Regions from separate parts of the Homo sapiens genome. Here region 2 is linked to region 1. A link is an interaction called in ENCODE POLR2A ChIA-PET data of the cell type or tissue named here. Cell type or tissue: CD4-positive, alpha-beta T cell. All regions are shown on one strand. Each heading gives the region's core, and the rest is flanking DNA. Links, peaks and the distances in the headings are about the cores only. Region 1 holds the start of H2BC12 (H2B clustered histone 12). Region 2 overlaps BTN2A2 (butyrophilin subfamily 2 member A2).

Region 1 (17,191 bases), core at 3,963-11,962:
TGGTGGAAAGTACACGTGACACAATAGGCTTTCAACAAGTTCTAACAGGAAGTCACAGCACTCGACACAACGGAAGTATCCATTTTCGCGCCAAGAGCCAGGAAGCACTTTCTGTTAACACAAGTTTCCTGCACATCCCTAATTTTTTAGGCGCCATATTCCTCACTCAGTACTAACAAAGTGTATGTGGCTTCTCCTTAGCCAGACTCGATTACAAGCACTGCATGCATTACTCAGTGTGATAAGATCATGATAATCCCTTTAAAAAGATCGCCCGAATTTAAGCCTGGATTAGGAACACGTGTTTACAGCTCTAATATCGATAATTTAAGTGGCTCTTAAAAGAGCCTTTGGGGTTGGGCTTTAAGACGCTTACTTGGCAAGTTTACTTAGCGCTGGTGTACTTGGTGACGGCCTTGGTGCCCTCGGACACGGCGTGCTTGGCCAACTCCCCGGGCAGCAGCAGGCGCACGGCCGTCTGGATCTCCCTGGAGGTGATGGTCGAGCGCTTGTTGTAATGCGCCAGGCGGGAAGCCTCACCCGCGATGCGTTCGAAGATGTCGTTGACGAAGGAGTTCATGATTCCCATGGCCTTAGAGGAGATGCCGGTGTCGGGGTGGACCTGCTTCAGCACCTTGTACACGTATACGGAGTAGCTCTCCTTGCGGCTGCGCTTGCGCTTCTTGCCGTCCTTCTTCTGCGCCTTAGTCACGGCTTTCTTCGAGCCCTTCTTGGGCGCGGGAGCGGACTTCGCTGGTTCCGGCATGTTGAAGGCGAACTACGAGCCTGAGACGAGCAGCAGATCGAGAAAACGGGAAGTAATGGGAGCAAGGTACCAGGAGTCGTTTTTATATAGGACCTCTCATGCAAATAAGGTGAAGAGTGAAAGTCCTGTATCTGATTGGTGGTTATTAGGGTGACGTCAGAGGTTAGTTATACCCAATCAACCCAATCTGCAAATCCAAAAGACGTACTTCCATTGGTTAAAACTAAGCTACAACCCTAACCAATGACATATCTTCTTTTTCGCGCCCAATAGTGTTTATAAAAGGCGCTGCCTTTCCTCGTTGGCTACTTTCAGTAAGTTGTGACCAGTATGTCTGGACGTGGCAAGCAAGGCGGTAAAGCTCGCGCCAAGGCCAAGACCCGCTCTTCTCGGGCTGGGCTTCAGTTCCCCGTGGGCCGAGTGCACCGCCTGCTCCGCAAGGGTAATTATGCCGAGCGGGTTGGAGCCGGCGCGCCAGTGTACCTGGCTGCGGTGCTGGAGTACCTGACCGCTGAGATCCTGGAGCTGGCTGGCAATGCGGCCCGCGACAACAAGAAGACCCGTATCATCCCGCGTCACCTCCAACTGGCCATCCGCAACGACGAGGAGCTCAACAAGCTGCTGGGCAAAGTCACCATCGCGCAGGGTGGTGTCTTGCCCAATATCCAGGCCGTGCTGCTGCCTAAGAAGACTGAGAGCCACCATAAGGCCAAATAAGGAGCGAGGTTGTGAAAACTGGAAAACAAAGGCTCTTTTCAGAGCCATTCTACACTGTCTTAGAGAAAGCTGGACACAGTCATGTTTGTTTCACTTCATGTTTGCTTCGCTAGATAACATTGTAAAGCGCTTCTTTCGCGGTTGGGCTGGAGCAACTCTTTACAATGTTTCTAAATTAACCCACTGGAAAGCAATGAAGACCCAAAAGTTGTTGTAGGATACTCCGGAGAAGCTTATTCAGCAGGGGTAATAAGTGAAATCAAACGTACAAATCCCTGAAATCTATTTACTAATTCCAGTGGTTTTTTTTTTTTTTTTTTTTTTTTTGAGATGGAGTCTCCAACAGGCTGGAGTGCAGTGGCGCGGCGCGATCTCGGCTCACTGCAACCTCCACCTCCCAGGTTCAAGCGATTCTCCTGTCTCGGCCTCCCGAATAGCTGGGATTACAGGCACACACCACCACGACCGGCTAGTTTTTTTGTATTTTTAGTGGAGACGGGGTTCCACCATGGTGGCCAGGCTGGTCTCGAACTCCTGACCTCAGGTGATCCGCCCGCCTCGGCCTCCCAAAGTGCTGGGATTACAGGCGTGAGCCACAGCGCCCGGCCTCCAGTGTAATAATTCTATTACATTAATAGTGTTGTCAAACAGCCATAAAAATGGGATATACTTGCCATTCTTTAAAGGCAAATTTTGCAATTCTAAGTATTCTTGAAAAGCAAGAAAGGGCAGCCTGATTCTTAAGTGGTCTAACTCTTAAGAGTAACTTTACCCAGGTGATGAAAGTCTAGTGACTCATTTGCATTAGAATTTGATTCCGATGGAAGGAGAATATGGGATGCAGAATTTCCTGAATCCCATATTTGTAAATCCTTAGTCCCATTTCTTTGGAGCAGGTGTATTAATGCACTCTTGTAGTAGCTTAGGATACAACATAGCTTTTTCTGTCTAGCTAATTTGTATTATCAAATTTATTAGATCGGGATTGCTATTGCTTTTGATTGCTTGTCCACATTAATTTACCTACCCTAGGAAGCCCTATGAGTTTCCTTCCTCCGCCCCACCCCCTCTTGATATTACTTGGCCTGCTTTTACTTCATAGCCTCAAGGCTTTCTGGCTATTCCCACAAAATGCCAAACACATTTTCTGTCTTAAGGCCTTTGCACTTTAAATTCCCTCTTCCCCTGATAACTACCTTTCTCACTTTTTTTCAATCTATGTAGGTCTCTGATCAAGTAACACCTATAAAGAGGTCATCTTTGTTTATCTCCTCTCTAAAATGGAGGGCCCCATTACGCTCTCTATGCCTATGGGGATAGGATATATATTAATTGAAATATTACATGTATACATCTTTATTTTTTCTCTACGGAATTCAAGCCACTTAAAAAAGACACCAAAAAATAGTATTAACTTTATGTATTTCACAAAGATTTAAGAGGACATAGTTTGTAATTCAATACACATAGATTTGTTTGCTACTCCCAGTCTTTGCATGCAGAAGCCCAATTGAAAAAGAAATGCAAGAGATGCAGAACGAGAAATTATAATGTAGTGACATATGAGTTCTCGATAAACAGATGCTGAGATGGAGTTTGGGATGCAAAATGTTTATTAGGGCTCAATATCTGTGAAGGGGTGAAGGAAATAGGATTGGGCAAAGGAAAATGTCAAACTATGATACAGGCCAGACAAATGCTCAACCAACCCAGTGGAGAGCTCTGGAGCCAGTATGCCTGTCAAGTTGCCCCCACATTGGGCCAAAGGGGCTCTAGACCACCCTTTTTAACTCCTCTGTGGGTCACTGAATGAGGACTGCCCGGGGAAGGATGCAGCCTTGAGTGGGGAGGAGCTCTGCAGCTGAGGCAAACACTGAGGAAGCTAACAGCTGGTGTCTATCTGCTAACTGTGCTCTCTGCAGTTGGGCTGCAAGCCCTTCCTTGAAGGAGGATCTGGGCAGTGTATTTCCATGTCTATGACATATATTAACATGAATATAAATATCAATGTTAAGTAAGGTCTATGATAGTATCTGTGAGACTGACTTTAGCATGCATAAGTGCATAGCTGGTATTGCTCTTTGACTTTTTTTCTTTTTCTTTTTTTTTTTTTTGAGATGAAGTTTTGCTCTTCTTGCCCAGGCTGGAGTGCAATGGCCTGATCTCGGCTCACTGCAACCTCCACCTCCCAGATTCAAGCGATTCTCCTGCTTCAGCCTCCTGAGTAGCTGGGATTACTGGTGTGTGCCACCACTCCCGGCTAATTTTGTAATTTTAGTAGAGTCAAGGTTTCACCATGTTGGTCAGGCTGGTCTCGAACTCCTGACCTCAGGTGATCTGCCTGCCTTGGCCTCCCAAAGTGCCAGGATTACAGGCATGAGCCTGTAATTACTTTCATCAGGGAATTTAAAGGCCGGGGAGGGGCGGGTCTTTTCTTTTTAGAGAAATAAGAAAATGTACAGACATTCTAAAAATCTTTATTAGTTTGATATACTCCTGTAAGAGCTTTAAATGCCTCAATCATTGCACATGGAAGGTGATAGAAAACAATTATAAAAGAAATGGGAGATTCTTCCACTAACTTTTCCTACCCCAGATTCAGCAAATCTCTTTACTTTTCCTGTACTGAGAAATAATCCAGCTTTGCCCCATACTGAAGAAACTTCAGAATGAATATTTGAGGCTCAAAAGAGAGGAGAGGAAACCTTTAAAAAAACCATGGAATGAGTTTCTGTAGTATGGTGGTTATCACGTTAGTCTCACACGTGAAAGGTCCCTGGTTCGAAACCAGGTGGAAACACATTTTAGGCTGGGTGCGGTGGTTCATGCCTGTAATCCCAACACAAAAACTTAGCCGGGCGTGGTGGCAGCTGCCTATAGTCCCAGCTACTTGGGAGGCTGAGGCAGGAGAATTGCTTGAGCCCGGAAGGCGGAGGTTGCAGTGAGCCGAGATTGTGCCACTGTACTCCAGCCTGGGTGACAGAGTGAGACTCCAGCTCAAAAAAAAAAAAAAAAAAAAAAAAAACACCTATAAGAGATATTTGGTGCCGACCACTTATGGGCTACATATGCAATATGAATGTGCTTATTTATTTCTCACAACCTTTTGAGGTGGGTATTGTTTGGACTCTAATTTGGAAAAGAAAGTGTGGTGTTACTTATCCAATCAGATTCTCAATTAGTAGGAGAAAAAGCTATCAGAATATTATCTACTCAACATGGAACACACACATAACTGCCTTCTCTTAACTATCTGGTCTCATGTGCTTTAGTCTAAGGTATATAGAAACTTGGGTAAGAATTGTTAAAGGGAGATGTTGAAAGGTTCTACCAGAAGAGTATCATGATCATATCTGAATTAATAGATACCAAATGAGAAAGAATAAAACTAGACTTAATTATTCAAACAGTGTTTACAATAGTTTAAAGTGAATAGCTAAAGATTCCTGAAAATGGGAATCACACTTAAAATATATACTTTAAAAAAATATATTTTTAAAACACACACAATTTTTAAAATGCATACATACATGCTTTTCCTCAGTTCCGCCCTTCCCCCTCATCTTCATACCTATTACAGATGGAGTCGTTGTCATGCATTCCTTGTAAGGAATAATTCTGAGAAAATCAAAATAGTAAAGTCACATCTAAAAATATGTGAAGGTTTATACCCCAGAGGAGCTGCATGATTTAAATAATTAACAATGACAAAATATGGGAAATATATGTGATTATGGATAATGAAGGGTGCTTAACTAAAGACGGAATAATATAATTTTATATCAGGCTAACTATTGACATGGCTTCACTTACCTGGGAAGCTAGATTCTATGTGTAATAGTAAACACCTGGGAGGAATAGTGATTGTTTACAAGGCTGACTGGTATCTGGACTCAGAACTGGCCATCAGTAAATCAACTTGAGATCCCAAATATGCCTTGGAATCACACAAAGGAAAACACCAAAAAAAAAAAAAAAAAAAAAAAAAGGAGGTAAAATTGCTGGTGTACGTTGATATTGCTTGACTTATTAAAAGCTAACTTTATTCACAGCAGAATTGCTAACTTTTTTCTATTCACAGCAAAATTGCCATTTTTGAAGAAACCAGTGCATTTTCTAATTTACTTGAAGCTGTAAGATTTAATAAAATTAACGGACTGGAATTAGAAAGTGTATTCAGGGATTGGTCTGTCTGATTCTATCTGGTACTCCTGTAGCTTTGCACTTGCGATTTCCCAAGCCCAGAGTGTTTGTCCTACCAGCCTCTCCTTGGGTAACTCCTATTCATTCTTCAATTTTCATAATATGGCACCTCCTCAATGAGGTATTCTCTTATTCTTAGTTCTCGTTATGCCTTCTGGGTTTACCAGATCAAGTTCTTTTTTTATTTTTTTGAGACGGAGTCTTGCTCGGTAGTCCAGGCTGGAGTGCAGTGGCGCGATCTTCGCTCACTGCAACCTCCGCCTCCTGGGTTCAAGTGATTCTCCTACCTCAGCCTCCCAAGTAGCTGGGATTACAGGCGCGTGCCACCGCTCCCTGCTAGGTTTTTTGTATTTTTTCTACAGATGGGGTTTCACTGTGTTAGCCAGGACAGTCTCAATCTCCTGACCTCGTGATCTGCCGGCCTCAGCCTCCCAAAGTGCTGGGATTAGAGGCGTGATCTTCCGCGCCCAGCCCAGATCAGGTTCTTAAACTCCACATCATCACCGCTTCTCAGCCTTTTGGCTAAGACCAAGTGTTTTCAGCCTTTTGGCTAAGATCATCTGTTCTTATGGGTTTAAACTCCATGTCAATGACTATATTTTGAAAGTAAATATCTTATTTGTATTTTCATTTAATATCTGTAAACACAGCAGCATATAAGCTAAAAGAGGTCAATATGTCAGCCAGTGTCCCATCAGGAGAGATTAGTCCTTCAAATTGGGTACTTTGGGCCTGATGCAGTGACTCATGCCTGTAACCCCAACATTTTGGGAGGCCGAGGCGGGCAGATCACTTGAGGTCCAGAGTTCGAGGCCAGCCTGGCCAACATGGTGAAACCCCGTCTCTACTAAAAATACAAAAAAATTAGCCAGGCGTGGTGGTGGGCACCTGTAATCCCAGCTACTCAGGAGACTGAGGCAGGACCTTGAACCCAGGAGGCGGAGGTTGCAGTGAGCTGAGATTGCACCACTGCACTCCAGCCTGGGTGACAGAGCAAGACTCCGTCTCAAAAAACAAACAAACAACAACAACAACAACAACAACCAATTGGGTGCTTGAAGATTGAAAAAGAAGTGAGCAAGGTGTTAGGAAGCCACAAGAGATAGTGCAGTATTTTGAAGCTAATACCATATATAAGTAATTACCACACCTAGGCCCAAAGGGGCAATGAGAGGAAAGGAAATCTGGAAACAGAAAGAACTCCTTCCTCTCTCTGACATATTTTCACTTTTCATCAGCCAAATTTGACCAGCAGCCAAAGGACAAGGATCAAATTCATGTATAGATCAGCCTCCTAGGGACACAGGATGAAAGAAGGGGACAGTGGGCCGGGCACGGTGGCTCACGCCTGTAATCCCAGCACTTTGGGAGGCCGAGGTGGGCATATCACAAGGTCAGGATATCAAGACCATCCTGGCCAACATGGTGAAACCCCGTCTCTACTAAAAATACAAAAATTAGCTGGGCATGGTGGTGGCCGCCTGTAATCCCAGCTACTTGGGAGGCTGAGGCAGAAGAATCGCTTGAACCTAGGAGGCAGAGGTTGTAGTGAGCCAAGATTGCACCACTGCACTCCAGCCTGGGTGACAGAGCGAGACTCTGTCTCAGAGAAAAAAAAAAAAAAAAAAAAGAAGAGGACAGTGAATCTAGGCTGGCAAAAGTAAATATCTAGCACAGTCCATCCCTTTTGCCCTTTGGCATGTACTATCCTTTTCTCAAGTGAAAAGTCTGCATTGCATTCCAACATGGAATTTGTGAAATCACAGCCAGCTCATGGGGGTGATGCCAGTTTGTTCATAATCCTACTTTAAAACTAAAATGTTAGTCTTCACCTTCCTAGAATGTACTGGGGTAAAAAGTGAGAAGTACTTAGTTAACATAATACAAAGCTGTTATGAACCTTGCTTCTGTAGCTGATCATAAGGCTTAGGTTAGTAATCACAGCTTCCTTCTAAAATTCATTTCTTAGGCCAGGTGTGGTGGCTCATGCCTGTAATCCCAGCACTTTGGGAGGCTAAGGGGAGCAGCTCACTTGAGCCCAGGAGTTTAACATGAGACTGGGCAAAATGGCGAGATTCTGACTCTACACAAAATACAAAAAATTAGCCAGGCATAGTGGTGTATGCCTGTACTCCCAACTATTGGGGAGGCTGAGGTAGGAGAATCACCTGAGCCCGGGAGGTTGAGACTGCAGTGAGCCATGATCATGCCACTACACCCCAGCCTGGGCACCAGCCTGGGCAATGAAATGAGACCCTATCTCAAAAATAAATGAATAAATAAAAATAAAATTCATTTCTTGTTATCCTGACTTCTGTCAGCATGTTGGCTGAATTCTTTACATGGTAGTATAAAATATGCCTTTATTCCTGTGGGATCTGTGTCCTTGTGATCTTTTCTTTATCTCATTGTCACAATTTTTAATTGACCATGGCTTGTGGGCAAAAAACATTTAGAGACTTCTCTGGATTAGTAATGTTTGTTTGTTTGTTTGTTTTTTGTTTTCTTTAACCTCCACTGTACAGCAGACACCAAACTACCTCCTAGAAACTGGAAGCAATCACTCCAAGTAGAGGGACACTTTTCCCTGCATATTGGTTCAGTGGCATGAAAAGACTAAAATGGCCAGAAGCAGTTTTCAGGTTTCAATTGATTTGAAAGGTGACAATGCTCTCTAGTGGAAATATTTATCCACTGGGCACAAAGACACCCATTCCCTCAGAGCTCGATCAAGGTCACAGGGATAGGATACAAAATTGTCTGAATGGATCACTGAGGAATAATGAGAAGTGCCACTCACACCTCTACTTCTTGAGTCCCAGACATGTGCATTCTAGATATGGAGAGATGGCTCTACATATTGGCCACTGTTTTAATACTTATTAATACTATCACATTGGCAATTAACTATCAACATAAGAATTTTGGGGAACACATTCAGACCACAGCAGTTTCTAAGAGGAGGTAGAAATCCAATGTATCAAATAGTGTTGAGAAATCATATAAGTTGAGGACTAACATAGCCATTTCAACTAGTGAAATGTAAAAGATCAGTTTAAGTGGAGTGTTGAAGAAGAAAGCAAGATGAAGGAGTGTAATAAAGAAATGAGATGAAAGAAGATTTGGGTTTGATGACACTTCAAGGAAATATGGCTATAAACTGAAAGACAGTACTATCAATAGCAGAAAGGAAAAGTGAAAGCAAGAGAACAATTCTTTCAGATGAAAGAAATAAAAGCAGCTTTGAATGCTGATGCGAAAGATCCTATAGAGATCAAATAGAATTTTATTTAATAATACAGGAGAAAGAGGAAAATATTGCTGGAACTATGCCCTTGAAAGAAAGAGGGCTTTTAATTATTTCTTACAGAAAATTTAGAAATTCAGAAGTAGAAGAGTGCATGGCATTGGTAAAGGTAGAACTGGTAGGTTCAACTGTGCCAGCCTGTCTCTTATTCTTCCCAGAATCACTGTAGTGAATGTGTCAGATGAAATCTTCAAAATGGCCTTCCAAAATAAGCACAAGGAAAGAGGCCTTTTTCTAGGCCTATGACATCAAAGATACAGCTTTTCCCTCTTTTTATGGAGAAGCACATGCAGATCAACCCAATTTCCAAAAACATCCCAGCAGAAAATGCTGAAAAGCACTTTCATTCACAGCAGCTTTCTAAATGGGGTTGGGGAAGGCCCTAAGCAAAGGAAAAGGAAAGATCTAACTCAAAGAGACTTGAGACAGAGGCAGCTTGCATTTCCTTCTTACTGGCTGCATTTTCTTTGATGGAGCTCATGTCTTTGAGACTGAGAAAGCCCTTAGGTCACTTCCCTGATCAAACAAATTAATGTTAGGGCTGGGTGCGGTGGCTCATGCCTGTAATCCCAGCACTTTGGGTGGCGGAGGTGGGCGGATCATAAGGTCAGGAGATCGAGATCATCCTGTCTGAAACAGTGAAAACCCGTCTCTACTAAAAATACAAAAAATTAGCCAGTCGTGGTGTCACGCGCCTGTAGTCCCAGCTGCTCAAGAGGCTGAGGCAGGAGAATCACTTGAACCCAGGAGGCGGAGGTTGCAGTGAGCCAAGATCGCACCACTGCCCTCCAGCCTGGGCGACAGAGCGAGACTCCATCTCAAAAAATAAAATAAAATAAAATAATAATAATAATAATAATAATAATAATAATAATAACAATGATGCTAGGAAACAGGTAATTCTTCATTCAGTAAACCTATTAGTAATTAGAATACTTTTGTGTAATCCAGACAGAGGAAAGGAGATAAAGAAAATTTTAGGAAATTAAGCACATTATTTTGGCTCTGCTGAGAAGCTTTATTATGGATAGCTGCAGGGGTAATTTTGAACTCCCTTCATTTTTAAATTTATTATTATTATTTTAGAGGGAGGATCTTGCTCTGTAGCCCAGGCTGCAGTGCAGAGGCACAATCATAGCTCACTGCAACCTCAAACTCCTGGATTCAAGTGATCCTCCTGCCTCAGCCTCCCTTGTAATGGGGACTACAGGCATGCACCTCTGTGCCTGGTTAAATTTTTTTATTTTTTTTGTAGAGACAGGGTCTCACTATGTTGCCCAAACTTGATTCAAATTCATGGCCTCAAGCAATACTCCTGTCTTGACCTCCCAACCTTTCTTTAAATTATTACCAATCTTTTCCCATCAAAGGTCAAAAGGCAAGCCTGCTGAACTAGGCCAGATGCTGCTGGGAGAAGTTGCTTTCATAGAGCTTTGGATGGTAGTCTCTGCCCACCCATTCATTCATTCTGCAGCCAAACTATATTGATAAAGAACCTACCAAATGGGGAGCCCTAGTGATAGATTATTGAACAAAATAGATATTCCTCGTCTTGGGGCATATGGAGCGGGAGGATGGAGGCTGACATTAATCAAATAACTCTGGTATTATACATTACAAACTGATATAAGAGCACTAAAGGAAAAGTGAAAAAGAATCAAGTGGCCGGGCATGATGGCTCACGCCTGTAATCCCAGCACTTTGGGAGCCCGAGGCGGGTGGATCACTTGAAGTCAGGAGTTATAGATCAGCCTGGCCAACATGGTGAAACCCCCTCTCTAATAAAAATACAAAAATTAGCCCTGCGTAGTAGCTTACGCCTGTAATCCCAGCTACTCGGGAGGCTGAGGCAGGAGAATCGCTTGAACCCGGGAGGTGGAGGTTGCAATGAGTCGAGATTGTGTCATTGCCCTCCAGCCTGGGCAACAGAGCGAGACTCTGAGAAAAAAAAAAAGAAGAAGAAAGAGAAAGAAAGAAAGAAAAGGAAGGAAGGAAGAAAGAGAATGAGAGAGAGAGAAAGAAAGAAGGAAGGAAAGAAGAAAAGAAAAGAAAGAGAGAGGGAAGGAGGGAGGGAGAGAGGAAGGAAGGAAGGAGGGAAAGAAGGGAGGGAAGGAAAAAAAAAAAACCAAGGAACCATGTGTTGCGTGGAGACGGGAGGTCAAGAAAAGCTTCCTTGATTTGAAAAGCTTTCTTGAGTTGAAGCTGAAGCATTAAACAAATTTAACCAGGTAAAGAGAAGAGGCCGGGCGCGGTGGCTCACTCCTGTAATCCTAGCGCTTTGGGAAGCCGAGAGGGGCGGATCAGTTGAGTTCAGGAGTTTAAGACCAGAATGATTTTACAGAAAGAAAATCATTTGGTATCAAGGGGAAAACACGACCAGGACCTTGACTCTAGAGGCTACGTTCCTAAAACAGCAAGCGGGGCAGGAGGGAAGTCCCACGGAGCTTTGGAGCCACAGGAGAGGCACTTTTATCTCCCTCTTCTGGCAAACTAGGTATGAAAGGGAGAAAGAAATTTCACTCTGAGGTGCGAGCGCCGCCGGACATTTCCTGACGGCTCAGGTGGGCAGGCTGAGTGCGCGAGCGCCTCACTGGCTTCTCATAGGTACCTGGGTCAGGACGAAGCCACATAGTTCCTCGTGATGAGAAACTCACTTCTGGCACCTGTCGAGATGCCAGATTCCATGCCAAGCCCCCGAAGATTCTGACTAGTTTGGCAAAAAATGGGATCTGGCAGGTCCACTTCAAAGCAGCGCCCTCTTCCTTTTGTTGCCAAAGATCTGAGGACCACACTGCTAAACTGAGCAAGAAACATGCGTGGGTTGGAGATAGAAGTGAGAATAATGAGTTTACAAGCACAGTATTACCAACCCCCAAAAACAACCACCACGCTGGGAAAATTCCATATAATGAAACTTAATGTGTTACCTTTGGCTTCTTTGCCATAAGCAAAATATTGGGGACGGGGAGTGGATAAGGAAGTAAACTGGGTAGGTGTGTAAATAAGGACGAAAGACTGCACCATTCTTTAGATGACAAAAACAGACGTTTCTGGGAAATAAGCAAAGGAAGAGCCCCACAAGCAGCGGCCTCTGGTGGCGTGCCGTGATCGTATAGTGGTTAGTACTCTGCGTTGTGGCCGCAGCAACCTCGGTTCGAATCCGAGTCACGGCAGTACCTTGATGTCGCCTCAATTTCTCAACGTACTGAGCAGTACCTTGACGTCGCCTCAATTTTTCAACATACTGGAGTGGAGACAGTCTCGGAAAAACCCTTGCAAAATTGAATTGACTTACGATCTAATCTGTACACAAAAAACACTAGTATTCATCATGGTGCCCCAACCAGTCAGCCAAGCAGAGAGTGTCTACGCTTGTTGCCTTGTCTTTTTTTTCCCCTCTCCAAAGATTCTCTTCCCAACCCTACCCAAGCCCTACAGTCTTGTTGGCATTGGCTGTATGTGAAGAAACTGAGGTAATTTTTTTTTAATGGAAAACTTTTACTTTCAAACACTGGTAGGCATGAGGAAAGGACTGTTCAAAAGGGGATCCAGGTTTGTTGTGGAGATCTTTCTTAAAACACAAAAGACAAATTATTAATCACGCGTTTCTAAGTATCCTAGCTGGACCAATGCTGAAAAACTGTAACCTTTGATCATCTGGAGAAAATTAAAGAAATTTGAGTAATTGAAGGAATTTGGGTGGGGGGGAATAATGGCCCAGAAGAACAGCCCCCATTTCTAGCCCGTTCAGTTTCTAGAATGAGTTCTAAAGAGCCAAGTAGACTGGGTGAGGCGGGAGTGGAGGAGAGCTGATCTGAGATACGGAGGTGGCTGGAAAGAAGTAGTTGGTGCTACCTAGGACCAGTAGGAGGTGGCTGGAGACAGGCAGATCCCCAGAGGCGCTTCCATGAGCCCAGTTCTAGTTAGTAGCACAGCACTCTGAGAACACATTAATGGCACTTCGTCCCTCCTGGCCCTGGTGGAAGGTTAGTATTCAAACAGGTGTGGTGGCTCATGCCTATAATCCCAGCACTTTGGGAGGCCGAGGCGGGCAGATCACCTGAGGTCGGGAGTTCGAGACCAGCATGGCCAACATGGTGAAACCCCGTCTCTACTAAAAATACAAAAATTAGCTTGGCATAGTGGCATAGGCCTGTAGTCCCAGCTATTCGGAAGGCTAAGGCACGAGAATTGCCTGAACCCAGGCAGTGGAAGTTGCAGTAAGCCAAGATCACACCACTGCACTCCAGCCTGAGTGACAGAGTAAGACTCGGTCTCAAAAAAAAAGAATACTCATACTTTTAGCAACTTATCAAAAATTTCAGCAAAAGAGATTTGTTCTTTCCTTCTTGGGGCTAAAATAGCCCCCATTTCTTCTCCAACTGTCCATCCAGCTGACATGGATTCTGAAACTCAGAGATATTGTAATTGAGCTGAGCTGCCTTATACTGTAGGATATCATCTCTCCAACAGGTCAGGTTCTAGGCCTCTTCTCAGTAATTTAATAGCATTTGTAGTGGTTATTCATGTTCACTTGTATCACATTCTACTTCAATTTTCTTTTTAGTCTATTTTATCTTGACTCAGTCTTACAAGAGTGAAGACAGGGATCAAGTATGTATTGACCCTAAAGGATCAGTTCTTGTCAATTATTTTGCCACAAGTGAATGATAAAACTGCTAAAGCAATAAACATTTTGATCTTGCAATTCTCCAGAACACATTTTCTCAGATCTTACTGGCCTGAGTAGCAGAAATCTATGGACTCTGACTCAGAGGCTATCTCTTAGTGAGAGAGCTAGGGTCCTAGATCTATTACAGAATAAAATTGTAGTGACAAGTGAGTAATAGGGCTCAATAAAACCCATGCTGTATGATTTGCTCGAAAAGTAGAGAGCTTGCTTGGCGTGTACCATATGATACTCAGTGCAAAGCACATGTTTATCTTAGAGGTGTGAAGTTCTCTGGTTCACAATAATGTTTTGCAGCTTTGAGTGAGCATTGCTAGAAATCTGGTATAAACAGGGGAATTGTGAGATTAAAAGCTTGCATTTTATGAATGCACTAATATTGGTATGGAAGTATCTTACACAGTCTGCCAACCACATTTTCAGAAAGAAAACTGTTTTACTCTACCTATGGCATTCATGGTCTTGAAATGACTTTTTAATATTTCTATGTTTTATCATTCTCATCTCTCCATGGAAATTAATGAAAGTTACCACCTTCTAAGATTGTTCTAAAGATTTAAGGGTGGTAAATGCATGATGGCACTAGCTCAGTAAGGTACAAACAAACAAACAAAATAATAAAATAAGCCATTTTTGGAGCTAAATAAATAAATATCATTGCTACTTAAGTGGTGGAAGGCCTTCATGCAGTAGTAATATTGCAAAGACTGGTACCAGACTCAGCATCTATTTAACTTGACTACAATCCTGTGCTTCTTTGATGCTGATAAGGTAGTTCTAACAATAATAAGAAGGGTTTTGTCTGTCCTCAGTATTGAGGCTTATTTGAAGATCTGAGCAAGGCTTTTTATAAGGCGGATGTTGGCCAAAATGTTTGCTATGATAGGCCATAAGTTTAGGGAAGACACAGATGTTGTGGGAAAAGGTAGGTTCTAGAAAGAATAGCCCCAAAAGTCAGGGAATCAGGAAAAGAACTTTCCTTCTAATGTCAGCAGAAATCCGGATGAAACACTTTAAGCAGGGGTTTCGTAGTGTTAATTTCTCTCAAGGGTGCAGCAATCTATCTGTAGCCACACCACTCCAGCACCTACTTTATGTTGAAATGTCTGCTTGTATCTTGGAAAGATTTCCAAAAGGAGAAACAAAGGGCTTTTCTTCCAGGGTTTTACACATACCAAGATTTATGAAACACCTGTCAGTGAGAAACAGAAGTCGGGGAATACATAACTAAGCTTCACAAAAAACCTCAGCCAATAAAGCTGAAAAATTGGTATAACCTGGCTTTGTGATTAGCTAGGTAGTGAGTAGAGGTTCATGACCCACAGGAAATAAATCAGAAGCAACACCAGGCTTGGTTAAAAAATAAAAACTCAACCTCAACCTAAGTAATTTCTCATCTTTCCAGGGTCTTGCATTTTGTGGATGCTTAATGAATGCATATGCAAAGCACCAGGCAGTTATTTAAATATTTCAGGATATTGGTTTCATCTGCTTTTCCCCATGCTAAGCTGCATTCAGCTAAACATTCCATGACTCCTTCTGCATTCATTAAACTGACAAAGAACCTGAGATAAAAGGTCATGCAACTCTGTGAGGCCCAAGTGAGAGGTTCCCACAGCATCCTGTGAGGGCTATCACATTGTACTCTACTTTGTTCTCTACTTCTCTGTATCATCCACGCAGTTTTACAATCTATGTGGGTCTAGAAATTGAGTCTATTTTAACCCAGCAGGCAAATGAGCAGAACAAGACTATGACAGAAGCAAAGATATCCATCCAGGAGAACTCCCTGTGTACACCTAACTCATTGTTTCTAACAGCAGATCTCCTGTTGAGACCAAAGCTGTCTTTGAAACAGAGGGTCTCAAGGTGCCTAGTTTGGGTAAGTGGGAAGCAGGGTGACCACAGATCTCCACGACATCACTGTGTCCTCGTCTAGGCTCACTTTCTTGTGCCAGATTAGATAAAATAGAAGGAAGCATAATGGTTTTACTCAATTGCAGTGAATTAGCTCAGAAGGTAGTGTCGTGGGTTCTATAACCCAGCGGTAAAGAGATTGGTTTCCATATCACTTGTGTTTTTGTTTGTTGTTGGATTTTTTTAGTTGGTTAGTTTGTTTTGGGGTGTTTTTTGTTGTTGTTTTATCTCCCTGTAGAACATAAATTCAATAATGGAAGAAAATTTTGCTGTTTTATTCAATGTTCTTTCTCCAATACCTAGAAAAGTACCTGAAATGCAGTAATGACTCAACATTTGTGGACAGAATGAATGCACGAACAGAGAAATAAATTTAAAATATGTTGCGATATCCAATATTTCCTGTAGGGGGAGATAGTCACCATGAAATAGAAATTTCACTCATTTCAATTTGAAATAAATTCTGAAATCTTGCATTGAAGAAAAGTATTTTTTTTAGTGTTGGAATTGCTGCTTTGTTGCTGGTTCAGAAACACAGATGTGCTTTCTTTGTCACAAAATTAAGTACACTTTTGTCAAATTGATACATTTTACAAAAATGTTATAAATACGATATATCTGAACATATGCCCAACAGGGGCCCTGTGGCTTAGCTGGTCAAAGCGCCTGTCTAGTAAACAGGAGATCCTGGGTTCGAATCCCAGCGGGGCCTTACGTGTTCAATTTTATATTTTCAATAGTATGTTGCAAATACATATGTTGAAAATGCATTAAGGAATTTATAGGTTGTGAAATCCGTATTGAGCGATTAGCACAATTATGGAGAGTCCCTTGCAGGTAACTGCATCACAATATGAAAGGGTTGGGATGAAGGGAAAAATTAATAAAGTTTCTGTTGGTAAAAAGCAATGGGTTTGCTGATGACAGGTAAGACTGGGGATATACAAGTTGTACAAAAAAAAAATCTTGTAATACATAGTAGAGAGTAACATTTCAAATTCTGTTGTAGACGTTCAGTCTCCAGCCTCTTAACCTTGATAGCCATCATTTTCAGCTACATGATAGATTTTGATTATCAGTGTCAGGCAAATAATTAATAAGTCATGGCATTTTGTTTGGAGTCTGATTCACTTTGATTTTTGAAAACAAGAGAGCAACAGTGCAATTTATATTCTCACCATTTCTGTTTTGTATGACCCTAAGAATTGTCTTATTTGTGCATCTAGGATCTAGGGACTCAATGATATCTCGAGGAAATAAATCACAAATGAATGAAGACTTTCCTGAATCTTAAGTGGCATTGCAGTTCATAAACTAAAGTGTACCCTCTACAGCACTGGCCTACTCATTAGGCTTCTCAGTTTTATCTAAAGAGATTTCAAATGTTATTATCAGAGTTCTACCAGAGTCATAGTCTTTTCACTGCTGTAAAAGTAGTCCTGCACTGTGCCTGAAATCATTTATACTTCAGAGTAAATCTGAATTCTGCTTTCTCATTTTATTCATAGCAGTTCTCTCCCACCTACTTTCAAAGGAATGTGAGCAAAAGAGATTGTCACAAGCCTCAGCTTCACTTCTAAGAAAACTGATA
Region 2 (14,575 bases), core at 2,123-10,122, 760 kb before region 1:
AGTTGGAAAGTTTCTAACTAAAGAAAGTCCCAGAGATCATATATCTTGAATAGAAAAGGGATCAGATCTTAGAATGCTGAGAAAAACTGGGAACCATTAATTTTGGCTCATTTCCTAAACTCTCTGGATTTCATAGAGCCACAATTCTTCTCAACCTGGGGGCACTGCTTCTGTCTCTGGAGAGATAGAAGTGCAGCTTCCGTAATTCTCAGGGTATGAGCTGCCTGGGATCAGGGGACCTTCATGGAAACGGCCACTACATGGGGAACCCCCTTCAGCTTTCTGAGACTTCTCTGGGGACCAGGAACCACACAATCCCCAGGGTTCCTGAGACCCCAGGCATAAACCTGAGACTTCCTCTGCAGCTGATGTGGTCCTGGATCCAGACACCGCTCATCCCGAGCTCTTCCTGTCAGAGGACCGGAGAAGTGTGAGGCGGGGCCCCTACAGGCAGAGAGTGCCTGACAACCCAGAGAGATTCGACAGTCAGCCTTGTGTCCTGGGATGGGAGAGCTTCGCCTCAGGGAAACATTACTGGGAGGTGGAGGTGGAAAACGTGATGGTGTGGACTGTGGGGGTCTGCAGACACAGTGTTGAGAGGAAAGGGGAGGTCCTGCTGATTCCTCAGAATGGCTTCTGGACCCTGGAGATGTTTGGAAACCAATACCGGGCCCTGTCCTCCCCTGAGAGGATTCTCCCTTTGAAGGAGTCCCTTTGCCGGGTGGGCGTCTTCCTGGACTATGAAGCTGGAGATGTCTCCTTCTACAACATGAGGGACAGATCGCACATCTACACATGTCCCCGTTCAGCCTTTACTGTGCCTGTGAGGCCCTTCTTCAGGTTAGGGTCTGATGACAGCCCCATCTTCATCTGCCCTGCACTCACAGGAGCCAGTGGGGTCATGGTGCCTGAAGAGGGCCTGAAACTTCACAGAGTGGGGACCCACCAGAGCCTATAGAATCAATTCCTTGGACTCACAGCCATGCAGATAAGCCCTGGCCATCTCAGCAGCCACCGCACAACCCCCCTAATGAAAGACACGCCCTCCTCCCCTCTGGTCACGTAAGAGAACATCTTCCAGCTGCCTTTTTCACACCCACTCCAGCCCTCTGCCCCAGTTTTCTCCTCCTCACTAGTCTGTGGCTTTAGTAGTTCCTTTGCTTGTAATTATGGGATGGGATCCAGGCATAGGGAACTAGTTGTTTCATAGCTCCCAGTCAAAAAGAAAGTGAGAGAAGCTGTTGGGCAGCGAACCTACTGTTTAAAATCAGGATAACCACATTAAGCCCAATATGCCAGTTGGCACCAGATGCTGTGGACTTGGAATGAGGCCAACAGGGTTCACCAGGATGAGAGAGGAGAGAGGAATCCACAGGACCACCAGAAGGGAGAGGGAACCAGATATGCAGATCAGAGATAGAGGAAGTGGAACCAGAGAGCTGGGAGGGACCAAGGTTGTAAGGATGGCTAAGTCCCACCATAAGAGCTAAAGGGTCCTGGGAGATGATGGCTCATTTCCACCCAACCCCAGGATTTCCACAGCACACACCCACAGGCCTGGACCTGGGATGAAGATGAATGAAGAACATGGACTCATGTGGATGTGGTTTGGCTCAGATGTCCCTGCAATAAACAAGGGGTCAGTACTTAGTCCCTGAGTGTGGTTGAGGTTTGAGGTCCTGGTCGAGCAGGGCAGTACTGGACCAGGTCTACGTCAGCATTCAGGTTCAATGGGGACACCAGTGGCTTCAAACTTCCTGATCTAATTATGTTTTTAGACACTTAGAAGTTATTGAGGACTTTAAAGAGCTTTTGTTTATTTGGGTTAATATTTATGACATTTGACATTGAAACAAAAATTTAAAATGTTATCTTTTAATTTATGTTAAAATAGCATTAATAAATCAGTTATAGGTTAATGTAGATAGGATGTTTTGTGAAAAAGCAATCTATTGTGTCCAAATAAAAAAACAAAAAGTGTGACACTGGTTAACTTTTTCCAGATCTCATGTCTGGCTTAATAAGAGATATTTGTATTATCATATCTGCCTTTGTATTAAACCTATTGGTATATCATAGGTCATGTTAGCTCAAAAAAACTTTACTGCACACTACTGAGAGAATGAGATGAAAAACGATTAATGTTTCATTATTATTATTGTGAAAATATTATTAACACTGGGGACTCCTTAAGAGTACATCAGAGTTCTCTCTAGGAATCCCAAAACCACATTTTGAAACTAGAATAGTGGATCCTGGAAGTTAATCCATGTGCTGGTTAATTTTAGATGTCAACCTGACTGGATTAAGGAATACCTAGACAGCTGGTACAACATTATTTCTGGGTGTGTCTGTGAGTGTGTTTCCAGAAGAGATTGGCAAGTGAGTCAGTGGGAAATTCTCTCCTTCTGTTGGCTGGGTGCCCAATACAACAAAAAGGCAGAGGAAAGGCAAATTCTTCTCTCCTCTGGAGCTGAGACACTCTTCTTCTTCTGCCCTTGGACATCAGAACTCCTGGCTCTCCGGCCTTTGAACTTCAGGACTTGTACCAGGAGGCCCTGGGTTCTCAGGCCTTTGGCTTTGGACTGAGAGTTACACAATCAGCTTCCCTGGTTCTGAGGCTTTCAGACTTAAACTGAGCCATGCTACCAGCATCCCAGGGTCTCCAGCCTACAGATGAGCTGTTGTGCGATTTCTTAGCCTCCATAATCACATGAGCCAATCTCCTTAATAAATGCCTGCTCATAGATCTGTATCTACATCTATATCTGTATGTGCATCTATATCTATGCCTATATCTATATCTATATCATATTGATTTTGTCTCTCTGGAGAACCCTGACTAATAAAATGAGGCATCTAAAATTCTAGCTTGAATGGTAGTATTTTAGGTTTTAGACAATTCAGTAATCCAGTTGGACTGAAAAAATTTAAGTAATCAAAAATTTTATTACTGCAGTTACAAATAGACACAATATTGAAAGAATCAGGAGTGATTTTTTCAATACCTGATTTGTAAAGATGGAAAGCAAGGTTGTTTGTGTTAATGTGTATGTCTTAGTCTATGTGGGCAGCTATAACAAAAATATCACCAAGACTGAATGGTTTGTAAACAACAGAAATTTATTTCTTGCAATTCTGCAGGCTGGGAAATCTAAGATCAACACCCCAGCATAATGGTGTGTGGTGAGGGCCCATAGACTTGTTCACATGCCAAAGGATAAAGATAGATCTGTAGGGTCTCTTTTGGAAGGACACTAATGACATTCATTAGGGCTCCCTCAACCTCAGAGAGAAAATAGAAGGAGGAGATTCCAAACTTCCTGCTGCTGCCCTGACCTGCTCCTGCCCCTCCTCATCTATTTTCTCTGATTTAAGAAGCAGGTATCCTTTCCCCTGTGTCAGGCTAATTCTCCATCCACACCCTGGACTCTCACTCTCCAGTTTCCCTTAGGACTTCTGTGTTCAGTTCATTCATTCATTCAACAAAAATCAATGAGTACTAACTACATGCCAATCAGTGTTCTTGGTACTGGGGGCAGAGAAGTGCACAAAGTGTAAAGTCCCATTCCTTATCATTGTAGAAGACAGAAAACAAAATAAGTAGTAACAGATATGGTGTGTTGGATGATGATAACTGCTCAGGAGATAAATAAATCAGGGGAAGGAATATAGGAAATCACAATTTCTAAAAGAGTGGTAATGAGCAATGGGAGTGAGGCACAGAATACCTGGGAGAAAAGCATTCTAAGTTGAGAGAACAGCAGTGCCAGAGCACAGAGGCAGAAGCACTGTGGTTTGTGTGAAGAACAGCAATGAGGCTGGGGTGGGCAGAGCACACAGGGTGATCAGGAGATTAGGAGGTGACAAGGCCAGAGGGGGTTGAGGGCCAGATCATATATGGCCTTGAAAGTCATCATGCTGACCTGGGCTTTACCTCTCAGAGGGGAGCCACAGGAAGGTTAAAGCAGAAAAAGGACTGGACTTACTTACATTTTAAGAAGTTACTTCACATGCTAGACTGAGATGGGCTGTGGGTAGGGGTGGTGGATGGAGGCCTGAAGACCCAGCTGGGAGCTACTGCAGTGATCCAGGGGAAAGATGCAGATGACTTGTACCAGGGAGGAGCCATGAAAATGTTATGATGCTGGATTTATTTTCAAGACAGAGTAAAAAGGCTTTGCTGATAAACTTACAGGTGGGGTATGAAAAAGGAGGGCATCAAGGGTGACCACAAGGTTTTGGTCCTAAGAAATGGTACAAATGGAGTTGCCACTTACTGAGATGAGGAAACTGAGGGAGAAGCAGGTTTTGGAGGCCAGGGGAGGAGCCAGCATAGAATCCAAGGTCAGTTTTGGATACGTTCAGGTTGAGGAGCTTACTAGAGATCCCCGTGGAGATGCAGAGTAGGCAGGTCAGTAATAAATGTGTAGTCCAGGCAACGGGTCAGGGCTGGAAACACAAGTTTTTCTCTTTATCTTCTTTATCTGCATGTTTGTTGTCATGCCTGTTTCACTTTAATGCATTAGTGATCTATTGCTGCATAACAAATTACCACAAACTTAGTGGTTTAAAACAGCACACATTTATCATTTCAGTTTCTGTGGGTCAGAAGTCCAGGCAGAACTTAGTGAGCTCCTCTGCTCAGAACTTCACAGAGCAAAAGTCAAGGTGTTGGCCAGGCTGTAGCCTCATCTAGAGTCTCGACTGTGGGAGAGTCCTCTTTTCAGATCACTCAGGTTGTTAACAGAGTTCATTTCTTTACAGTTGTAGGACTGAGGGCCCCAACTCCTTGCAGGCTGAAGCTGGAGGTTGCTCTCAGCTCCTACAGGCCTCCTCAGCTCCCTGCTGTGTGGATCCCCATGATGACTACTTTCCTCTTCATAGCCAACTAGGAAGACAGAGCCTCTAGAGTGGGTCAGCTAGCAAGAGAGAGTCTTACACTACATAGTGTAGTCATGGAAGGGACATCCCATCAGTTTTACCATATTTTATTGGTTAGCAGCAAGCCACAGGTTCAGCTCACACTCAGGGAAAGTACAGGCTGCAAACTGCAAGAGGAGTAATCATAAGGGGTCCACTCCAGACTCTATCGGCTACATCATATAAGAAGCTCAATGTTCTCCCATTGTAACTGCCCTGCTTCCTCTTTCCCTGGGCAATACAAACATGCTAACCTCTCTCTAGGTCTCTACTTTCATACAAGCAAAGTCTCAGAAAGAGAACACATACATGGCCATCAGGGACTGTCTGCCATCATGATGGCCACTGCTGTACCACACCATAAACATTGTTTGTTTTTTTCTTTCTTTCTTTCTTTCTTTTTTTTTTGAGATAGACTCTTGCTCTGTTGTCCAGGCTGGAGTGCAGCAGCATGATGTCGGCTCACTGCAACTTCTGCCTCCTAGATTCAAGCAATTCCCCTGACTCAGCCTCCCAAGTAGCTGGGATTACAGGCCTGTGCCACCATGCCCAGCTAATTTTTGTACTTTTAGTAAAGCGGGGTTTCACCACGTTGGCCTGACTGGTCTCTAACTCCTGACCTTAGGTGAACTGCCCGCCTCAGCCTCCTAAAGTGCTACATTACAGGCAAGAGCCACTACTCTCAGCCCATAAGCATTGTTTCTATCAGTTACTAATGGTTTCCCAACCATTAAATCCGTTACACATTTCTATTTTCCCCTCCCACCCCCGTGCTTTCCTTTTTAGAGAGACAGGATCTTGCTCTGTCACACAGGCTAGAGTTCAGTGGTGTGATCATCGCTGACTGCTGCCTTGATCTCCTGGGCTCAAGCGATCCTCCTGCCTTAGCCTCCCACAGTGCTGGGATTATAGCTGTGAGACACTGGGCCTCGCTTGTCATTATACACTTCTGTCCTTCCTTTATGGACAACACTGAGTTCTTCATAGACCTGCCTGAGTAGGTGTTCCTGCCTATGTGGCGTCTGCCTCATCAATCCCCAGGGCCCTCTTCTTGGCCTTTCCCTGCTCCTAGGGAGATCTTTCTCAGAATTCTTGCTTCACTTGCTCCAGAACTGCTGATATTCCTTAGGCTTTCGTCTTGGCCTCTCTTTTCACACCACATATGCTCTTGTGGGGTCCAATCCGTTTTCAAAGCTCTATCCCATAAGCAGACTCCCACCAGCACTTGCATTTCTGTCTCCAGCCCCACGCATTCCCTGAATGCCCACTAGACATCTCACAATGAGTGTGTCCAAAACTAAATTCCCATCAACCCTGCCTACCCATCATTAACTGAATGAGTGACACCACCTAAGAGTCATTTCAGCCTTCTCATGCTCTCTTTTACCTACCACTTCTGACTGATAGCCAGGCCCTGCTATTTATACTTCCTTTCAATAGTCTAGCTCAGTGGTTTCATCACAGACTCTGGAGTGAGACAGCCTGGACTCAAAGCCCAGCTTAGAAAGAAACTACTCATGTGGCCTTGGGGAGTTATTTAACCTCTCTGGACCTCAGATTTTATATCTATTAAATGTGCGAAATAAGGTTTCTACCTCTTAGGGTTGTCATGAGTCGTATTAATACATGTAAATCTCTTAGCACAATACCAGCATGGTAGCAGGTTCTATGTAAGTATTTCCTAGTATTAAAGTTAGTAATCAATAAAGTCTCCTATCCCCCATTGCCAAGCCACCATAATTTCTTGCCTAGACTGTCACAGTAGCTTCCTTCCTGGTCTCCCTATCTCCTAACATCTGGCCCACCGGATGAGGATGGGATATATTGTGCAACCCCAGCAGACATCATCCCATAGAATACAATGTAAATGGCACCTCCTTCCTCCCATCTTCCCTGCACCTACCTCACTTCTATTTTAAACATACACATTTCCTCATGTCAAACTTTTCAGATATTTTCCCTTCACCTTCCCACTAAAACTCCAACTCCACAGCAGACATCTGTTGATGTTGTCTCCAGGGGAAGTGGATTTAGGACTCATCAATGCAGGGATCAGAATTGAGCCTTTCAGAATGGAAGACAATGAAATTCATTGAGGGTTACTACTTGCAGGGCCTGTGCTAACTGCTCCTTAAATAACTTATGGAACAGATCTCATTTCTGCCCTACAGATGAATAAACAGAGACCTTGAGTAATTAGTTAACCGGCTTTGGGTTCCAGGGCTAATGAGTTGTGAATGAGAACAGATGAACATAGAAAAAAAAAATCTCGAGACAGTAGATAGTAAGGCAGTGTGCCTTGGATGTGCTGACAGATATCTAGATACAGCATAAAGAAAATGTGTGTTCATGAGAGTTCTTAATGGCAACAAGAGGTAGCATGATATCCATGAGAAATGGACATTTGTTGATGAGACTAACTAAACAAAGGAGACGGATTTCTGGGCATTTTTCAACACCTATTGCATGCAGGACACTGCACTAGGTCTTGTAAAAGACAAAGAGAAGATAGCATCAAGGGCCTAGGTCTTGAAGGAGGGCTGAGTACACTTTCACTAAGTGTACATTCTTGTGACATTTTTTTTTGATACACTGTTGTAAGCAAACTGCATGCATTATCTCATTCCATCCTCACAACAGCAACCCAAGAAGTCAAGTACTATCACTGTCCTTATTTTACAGATAGGGAAACTGGGCACAGAGATGTTAGGTAACTGGCTCAAGGTCACGCAGGCCACCTAGCTTGAGAATTAGTGCTCTTATCCACTCCATTATGCAACTTCTACTCACTAATTTTGAACTTCAGTGCCTGAGAACTACTAGATGATAGGTTCTCAATAAAAATTTGTTGAATCACTGAATTCATTTCTGCCCCATTTCACATCCATTTCTTTCCCAAGATTTCTTTCCCAGAGTTCTGTGTGAAGGACTGCATGAGAAATGGAGCAAGGGGCCTGATACTTTGGAAACTACAAACTTGAGAGATATGAATTATTGGGCCCAGAAACTCCTAATCTGAAGCTTAGCACCTCAGCTGCTTCTTTGTGTCAAAGTGATTTGGATCCTTCAGGCAAGGGTGGGTGATCACTCTTACTGATATAATTTCAAGCAACACAGCTTCTGATAGACTATGAATTTAAAAATAAGCAAATGAGGTGCAGTAGCTCACGCCTGAAATCCCAGCACTTTGGGAGGCCGACGTGGGCAGATCACCTGAGGTCAGGAGTTTGAGACTAGCCTGGGCAACATGGCAAAACCCCATCTACTAAAAATACAAAAATTAGCTGGGTGTGGTGGCAGGTGCCTGTGATCCCGGCTACTCGGGAGGCTGAGGTAGGAGAATTGCTTGAAACTGTGAGGTGGAGGTTGCAGTGAGCCGACAGCATGCCACTGCACTCTAGTCTGGGAGACACAGCGAGACTCCATCTCAAAAAAAAAAAAAAGAGAAAGAAAAGAAGCAAATGAACAAATAAATAAGGATGATGGATGGATAGGGAATGAATAGTGATATGGATTATAATAAAGTAAGAAAGTTTAGTAAAATATTAACTCTATCAATACAATTTACATGGTAGGTAATTGGTATTCACTGAAAATTCTTTCACCTTTGCTTTATGTTTTAGAAGTTTTATGACAAACTGCTGGGGAGGAAAAAGGGAGAGGGAAAAATTTTGTACTTCTGCTGATAACAGAGACCAGAAATACCACTGGCTTAAACAAAACAAGGGTTTTCTTGTTTTTTTTGTTTTGTTTTGTTTTGTTTTCATGTAAAATCAATTCAGGTGGTTGCAGTCCAGGGCTGATCTGGCACCTCAGAGGTGTCATTCATGCCCCAGACTGCTTCTGACTTCATTCTCTGCTGTCTCTGCATGTGGCTTCCAATGTCAAGGTTGCCTCATGGTCCCAGGAGGGCCGCTGCACCTCCAGGTCAAAAGCCTACATCGCAGGCAAGAGGAAGAGGAAGTACAGAGAGTGTACCCTCACACTCCCAGCTCTTTTGGCCCCTCCTTTGAAGGATCTCTTGGAGAAGCATAAGCCCACAGCTGTCACCTACAAAACACTGGTTCCAACTTTGTCCCTTGGTCTCTGCTATCTACCAGATGGAAAAGAACGTTGTAGTACCTAAGAAAATTAGGCCTTATCACCAAGAAGAAAGGGGGAATGCATGATGCAGAAGGGACCAGCCATCTCAATCAGATACTACACAGTCTAAATTCAAACATTTACAATATAATTAAATTGCATCAGCCCCAGTCACATCTTAGCCTTAGGAACTTCGATCATTGACTTGCAATCCCAGAAAGTCTGTTTTGAGGTCCTAGGCCACAGGAAGAACCAATTTGTTTTATAGACATCTTACAGAGACAGCATTCACAGTTTATCTAGAGTCTGGCCTCAGAGAATATGTACTCCACTGGCAGCAGGAGAAACAAATACACAGGAAAATACAGTGTAGCACAGAACAGGAGCTGAGGGTGAATGGAGATGCTCAGAAACACCTGCACTAAAAATTTGCTGAAAAAGGTAAAACGTGTCAAGCAGCACTGCCTCTGGAAGCCAGAAAAATTACATTTTTTGATAACAGATCCTAAGCCTGGATGCTGGAGGTGCTTAAAAATGTGCATTGTGGGCCGGGTGCAGTGGCTTAAGCCTGTAATCCTAGCACTTTGGGATCTGAGGAGGGAGGATCACTTGAGCTCAGGAGTTTGAGACCAGCCTGGCCAATATGGCAAAACCCTGTCTCTACTAAAAATACAAAAAGTAGCCGGGCATGGGGCGAGCACCTGTAATCCCAGTTATTCAGGAGCTGAGGCAGGAAAATCACTTGAACCTGGGAGGCGAAGGTTGCAGTGAGCCAAGATCCTGCAACTGCACTCCAACCTGGGTGACAGAGTGAAACTCCGTTTCAAAAAAAAAGTGCATTGTGTCTGGTTTTCTTTCCATTCATACGTTTATTTGACTCTGTAGTAAAATCTCCTCCTCCTCCATGTACCCATATTCATGCAAGCAAATGTTAGCAAACTGCCACAGTAGCATTTTAATTAGTGCTCATCTTTCTCTCTTCACCACATTAAAATCTTTTCCCATTGTGTTCTGCTGATATTTCTATTATGATAAAAGACTTAAGACAAGTGACTATATAGAAATACGTATATACACACAAGAATGAAAGAGATAAACAGTAAGGGAGGTAGGGCAGGAATTTTTCTTCAACGTGTACAATTCAATGTACTTTCAGTTTTCATTTCAGCCTTCCTCAGTGGTTTCTGCCCAGCAACTGATGAGAAACATCACCTCTGAGCCAATCAAAAAACTTATTCTTCCAAAGAGAGATTGTTATTATTCCTCACGATGACCCGACAGTCTCTGCTTTCTTTTTCCTTTCTTCCAGAAGGAGATTTAACCATAGTAGAAAGAATGGAGAACTATTAACTGCCTTTCTTCTGTGGGCTGTGATTTTCAGAGGGGAATGCTAAGAGGTGAGTGGGGGAAGTCGATTAGAGCCTGGTTCACAATGCCTGGGAGGACAGGGGCTGAATCGCTGAGAGTGGTGAGTGGGCATGCAGGGAGAGTACTCACCCAGAGAAAGGGGTGTGTGCCTGAGGGGGTGCGCACGCACACATGTGGACACATGGAAAGGGGAGAAGTAGTGCAAAGAATAAAGACCTGCAGAGTTTGGGATTTGGTGAAGAAATAGTCTAATTGCATGTTCTTAAGAACGTATTGTAGTCAGAAAAGGGCAAACAATCTTTAAAATCTGTTCTGGACAACTCAAGGCATCTATTCTAAGAGATTCTAAAAAGAGGTGTCCTTTATAGATTCATATGTAAATTTGTTCATTACAGAAGTATTAAAAATGTAGAAAAACCTGAACCAGCATACATATACAACAGGCGGGGGATAGACAAACAATGCATGGTTCAATCATAAAAGAGATTTCCATGCAGCCTTTAGGAATCGTGTTTTTAATGAAGGGCAATTATTTATAATTTTAGCAATGTTAGATCCATACATTAAACCTTGTTTTAAAATCTTTTAGGAACAGTATGTGTTTTTCCTTTTATTCATCATTTCCCCCAAACCTAACGAATGCTATCCAATGGATACAATCTATTTCATTGTATGAATATACAATTTTTTTGTTTGTTTTGAGATGCAGTCTTGCTCTATCACCCAGGCTGGAGTGCAGTGGCATGTTCTCGGCTTACTGCAGCCTCTGCTTCCTGGGTTCCAGTGATTCTCCTGCCTCAGTCTCCTGGGTAGCTGAGATTACAGGTGCACGCCACCACACCCAGCTAGTTTTTGTATTTTTAGTAGATTCGGAGTTTCGCCATATTGTCTAGGCTGGTCTCAAACTCCTGACCTCAGGTGATCTGCCCACCTCAGCCTCCCAAAGAGCTGGGATTACAGGCGTGAGCCACCACACCCAGCCTTTAAAATTATTTTTAAACACTTCCCTAGTTTGGACTATTTCTCTTTTCTGCATTTGGCTATTGTAGATTTTACTGTATTGAGCAGCCTAAAACATAAATTTTTGTCTTAGTTCCTGATTTTCTTTTTTCTGCAACACTAATTCCTACAAGTGGAACATTTGGGTCAAAGCACACACCTTTTTTTTTTCTTTTAATAGCCATTCCTTAGCAAAGCATATAACTTTTTTTAAGGCCCTTTATATATATATGGTCAAAATACTTCCAGAAATATTTACCTTTTCACTACCAAAGTATATGACTACTACTATAGATATTTTATTTTATTTATTGATTGATTTGTAGAGATGGGGTTTCATTATGTTGACCAGGCTGGTCTTGAATTCCTGGGCTCCAGGGATCCTCCCATCTCAACTTCCCAAATTGCAAGGATTACAGGCATGAACCACTACTTAAACTTGTATTCCTTTATGCTTTTTTTCATTTGCAATATTGACTATAATCAGGAAAAAAAATATATCCTTTATGAAGAAGAAAAACTTATGTCTCATTCTAAGGACAGCAGAGAAATTGTTAACTCAGGGAAAATGATAATAAAAATGATACCCCCTCTATAGCAACATAAAGAGCAGTTTCGAGGAGCAAAAGATGTGGTGAAATGCATTGTTTACTCTGGGTGGGTGCAAGATCCAGGCAGGGGTGAAGCATGGCCGGCTGCACAGATCTCTGTTCTCTTGTTTCCTTTACATCCCTCCCCACCTCCCTCTGCAGATCTTGTTCTCAGAGGCCATTCCCAGACCCACAGCAAGAGGGATTATGGCTGCAGGCCTCATGCTCCTTTGTTTTGGAAGAAACTGTTGAGGAGTTAGTATTTACTGAGCAGCTAATATGTTCCCGTCACTATTGTAACTCATAATAATTATTGTTAAGTAATACACGAAAAGTTTTAAATTTAAAGCATTCCAATATTTTAAAAGTAAAGGGAACAAAAGGCCAAGTGTCCCTTCACTCACTAACCTCTGATCTTCAGATTAGCATGCGTCTTTTTTGAGTTTTTCAGGCATTTACATAAATAGTTATGCAGAAATGGATAGCTTTGCTTCTGTTCTTCAATTGAATCTTTAGTATAGTTGTGCAAGGTGTTTTTTGATCACTTAGTGTGTCTCCGTTATCTAGGTTCATGACAACAAATCAACTCTTTTTACCTGCTGCATTGAATTCCCTCCGAGGGATGAGCCGTCATTCCTCTAAGCAGTCTCCTGATGGGTGGCTGGTTCAGTTGGTTACCATTTTTATACTTTAAAAATAGTGCTGCAGTGTCATTCTCACAGAGGCTTCTGTCTGCACCCATGCAAGTACTTTGCTCGACTTGACATCAGGAAGTGGAACTGCTGGGCCAACTGTGCAATTCTAAATTTCACACTTCATGATATTGTATAAGTAAATAAAGTTGCAATGGTTTTGTCCCATGTCTGAGACCAAAGAGCTTGTGAATCTTAGAGCCTTTACTTATTGCTTACCCTCTTTGTGTCCCTAACCCTTATATCATGGGCCTGGCCCCTTGTGGGTGCTTGGTAAATATTTGTTGAATGACTTTATGAAGGGAAGAAAGAAAAGGTAAGTAAGGCCTGGTCTTATTTGCAGCTCTGTGATCACTAGCCTTGGATTAAATGTGGTGGGTTCAGCCCCTGACTGACTTCAGGTCCCCCACCAAGCAGTCTTCCTTAATCCTACCAGGAGTCCACTAGGCCATGAGTTGACCATGGTGATGGCCAAGAGTTGGGGCTTTGAGGAGTCCACAGTGTGGGACACCCACAGCGGTCGACCCCGGTGGAACCAGGGAGCCCAGTGAAGAGTGTCCTGCATGAATCAGAGGGGGATTGTGGTGGGTTGGACTTGGCAGGGGAAGTTTGGGGAAGTCATAGGATTCTGAATATTGTTAAACAGTACAGTGAGGATTTTCTGATCGAATAACAGATGTGCATTTCACATAGACATGTTTTTACAGGTGATTTTCAATGTTGGGACTCAAAGGTGAAGACACTGAAGGACAGAATTTTTGGCAGAGGAAAGATCTTCTTCGGTCACCATACTTGAGTTAGCTCTAGGGAAGTGGAGGTTTCCATTTGGAATTCTATAGCTTCTTCCAGGTCATAGTGTCTGCCCCCCACCTTCCAGTATCTCCTGATATGCAGCATGAATGAAAATGGCAAGTTTCCTGGCCTTCCTTCTGCTCAACTTTCGTGTCTGCCTCCTTTTGCTTCAGCTGCTCATGCCTCACTCAGGTAGGGAACAATTCCACGCTTGTTTCTGAAGCAGACAATTACCTAATTATGTCCTCATAGGACTTTTGACTCCTTCCCAAACCTGAAGTCCATCCCGATCTGAAGGTTCACCCGTCACTAAGAGACAAATGGTGCTTCTGTTAAGATCAGTTTCCCCCACCAGTTTCTTTGTATCTCGCCTTCCCTGTCTGAGAAGCACCCTTCCTCTCATGACCCCAACTCCAAAACCCTCTGACAGATCCTCCCCCTTGTGCCTACAGCTCAGTTTTCTGTGCTTGGACCCTCTGGGCCCATCCTGGCCATGGTGGGTGAAGACGCTGATCTGCCCTGTCACCTGTTCCCGACCATGAGTGCAGAGACCATGGAGCTGAAGTGGGTGAGTTCCAGCCTAAGGCAGGTGGTGAACGTGTATGCAGATGGAAAGGAAGTGGAAGACAGGCAGAGTGCACCGTATCGAGGGAGAACTTCGATTCTGCGGGATGGCATCACTGCAGGGAAGGCTGCTCTCCGAATACACAACGTCACAGCCTCTGACAGTGGAAAGTACTTGTGTTATTTCCAAGATGGTGACTTCTATGAAAAAGCCCTGGTGGAGCTGAAGGTTGCAGGTGAGCCTCCAGGTTTTGTTCTGAGAACATTTCTCTGTAGGATCTAGAGCAGATGCAGAGTCCCTCTTGCAAAAGCACTGCAGACACTCCTGGCTGCTCACTAGCAATTGCCTGCACTGCCTCCCAACTTAGCTTCTCTGAGGCCCTTGAGTAAGACACAGGTTTTCCTTTAGGAAGAATTCCTGCTGTACCCTACATGCTCAAGTAAAGAACTCCTTTCCTCTGGCCACCAGAGATATAAGGGAAGTGAAGGACAAGGGATAGAAAGCATAAGAAATCATCTCTTCAGTGACTAGTACACAGTCATTCGTGTTTAGTTCTGTACTGG

The links. ChIA-PET counts read pairs that join two places held together with the same protein. Peaks named below come from ENCODE experiments on the same cell type or tissue, not always from the same donor. Only the 100,000 strongest peaks of a DNase experiment are listed, where the experiment ranks them.
Region 2: POLR2A ChIA-PET joins it to region 1 with 6 read pairs; 3 of 35 experiments call an interaction of 5 or more read pairs at or near these places.

What each region holds. Positions count from the first base shown.
Region 1 is chr6:27,146,033-27,163,223 of GRCh38, forward strand. It overlaps H2BC12 (H2B clustered histone 12), which reads right to left and starts at 823. Exons shown (of 1, transcript NM_001312653.2): 1 at 329-823. The coding sequence starts at 766. The coding sequence ends at 386. It overlaps H2AC12 (H2A clustered histone 12), which reads left to right and starts at 1,074. Exons shown (of 1, transcript NM_080596.3): 1 at 1,074-1,530. The coding sequence starts at 1,097. The coding sequence ends at 1,483. MIR3143 (microRNA 3143) reads left to right here and starts at 1,594; the gene lies at 1,594-1,656. TRH-GTG1-5 (tRNA-His (anticodon GTG) 1-5) reads left to right here and starts at 12,095; the gene lies at 12,095-12,166. It also overlaps TRT-AGT6-1. RefSeq lists enhancers at 250-1,166, 421-880, 1,211-1,460 and silencers at 3,240-3,289, 12,206-12,255. In CD4-positive, alpha-beta T cell, for the core only: no CTCF peak of the experiment used is centred there; a DNase peak (open chromatin) is centred at 8,859; H3K4me3 peaks cover 1,166 bases; H3K27ac peaks cover 1,198 bases.
Region 2 is chr6:26,392,010-26,406,584 of GRCh38, forward strand. BTN2A2 (butyrophilin subfamily 2 member A2) reads left to right here. Exons shown (of 8, transcript NM_006995.5): 8 at 366-2,865. The coding sequence ends at 958. It overlaps BTN3A1 (butyrophilin subfamily 3 member A1), which reads left to right and starts at 10,266. Exons shown (of 10, transcript NM_007048.6): 1 at 10,266-10,403; 2 at 13,363-13,639; 3 at 13,900-14,247. The coding sequence starts at 13,555. RefSeq lists a silencer at 6,285-6,374 and an enhancer at 10,174-10,233. In CD4-positive, alpha-beta T cell, for the core only: no CTCF peak of the experiment used is centred there; no DNase peak of the experiment used is centred there; H3K4me3 peaks cover 672 bases; H3K27ac peaks cover 931 bases.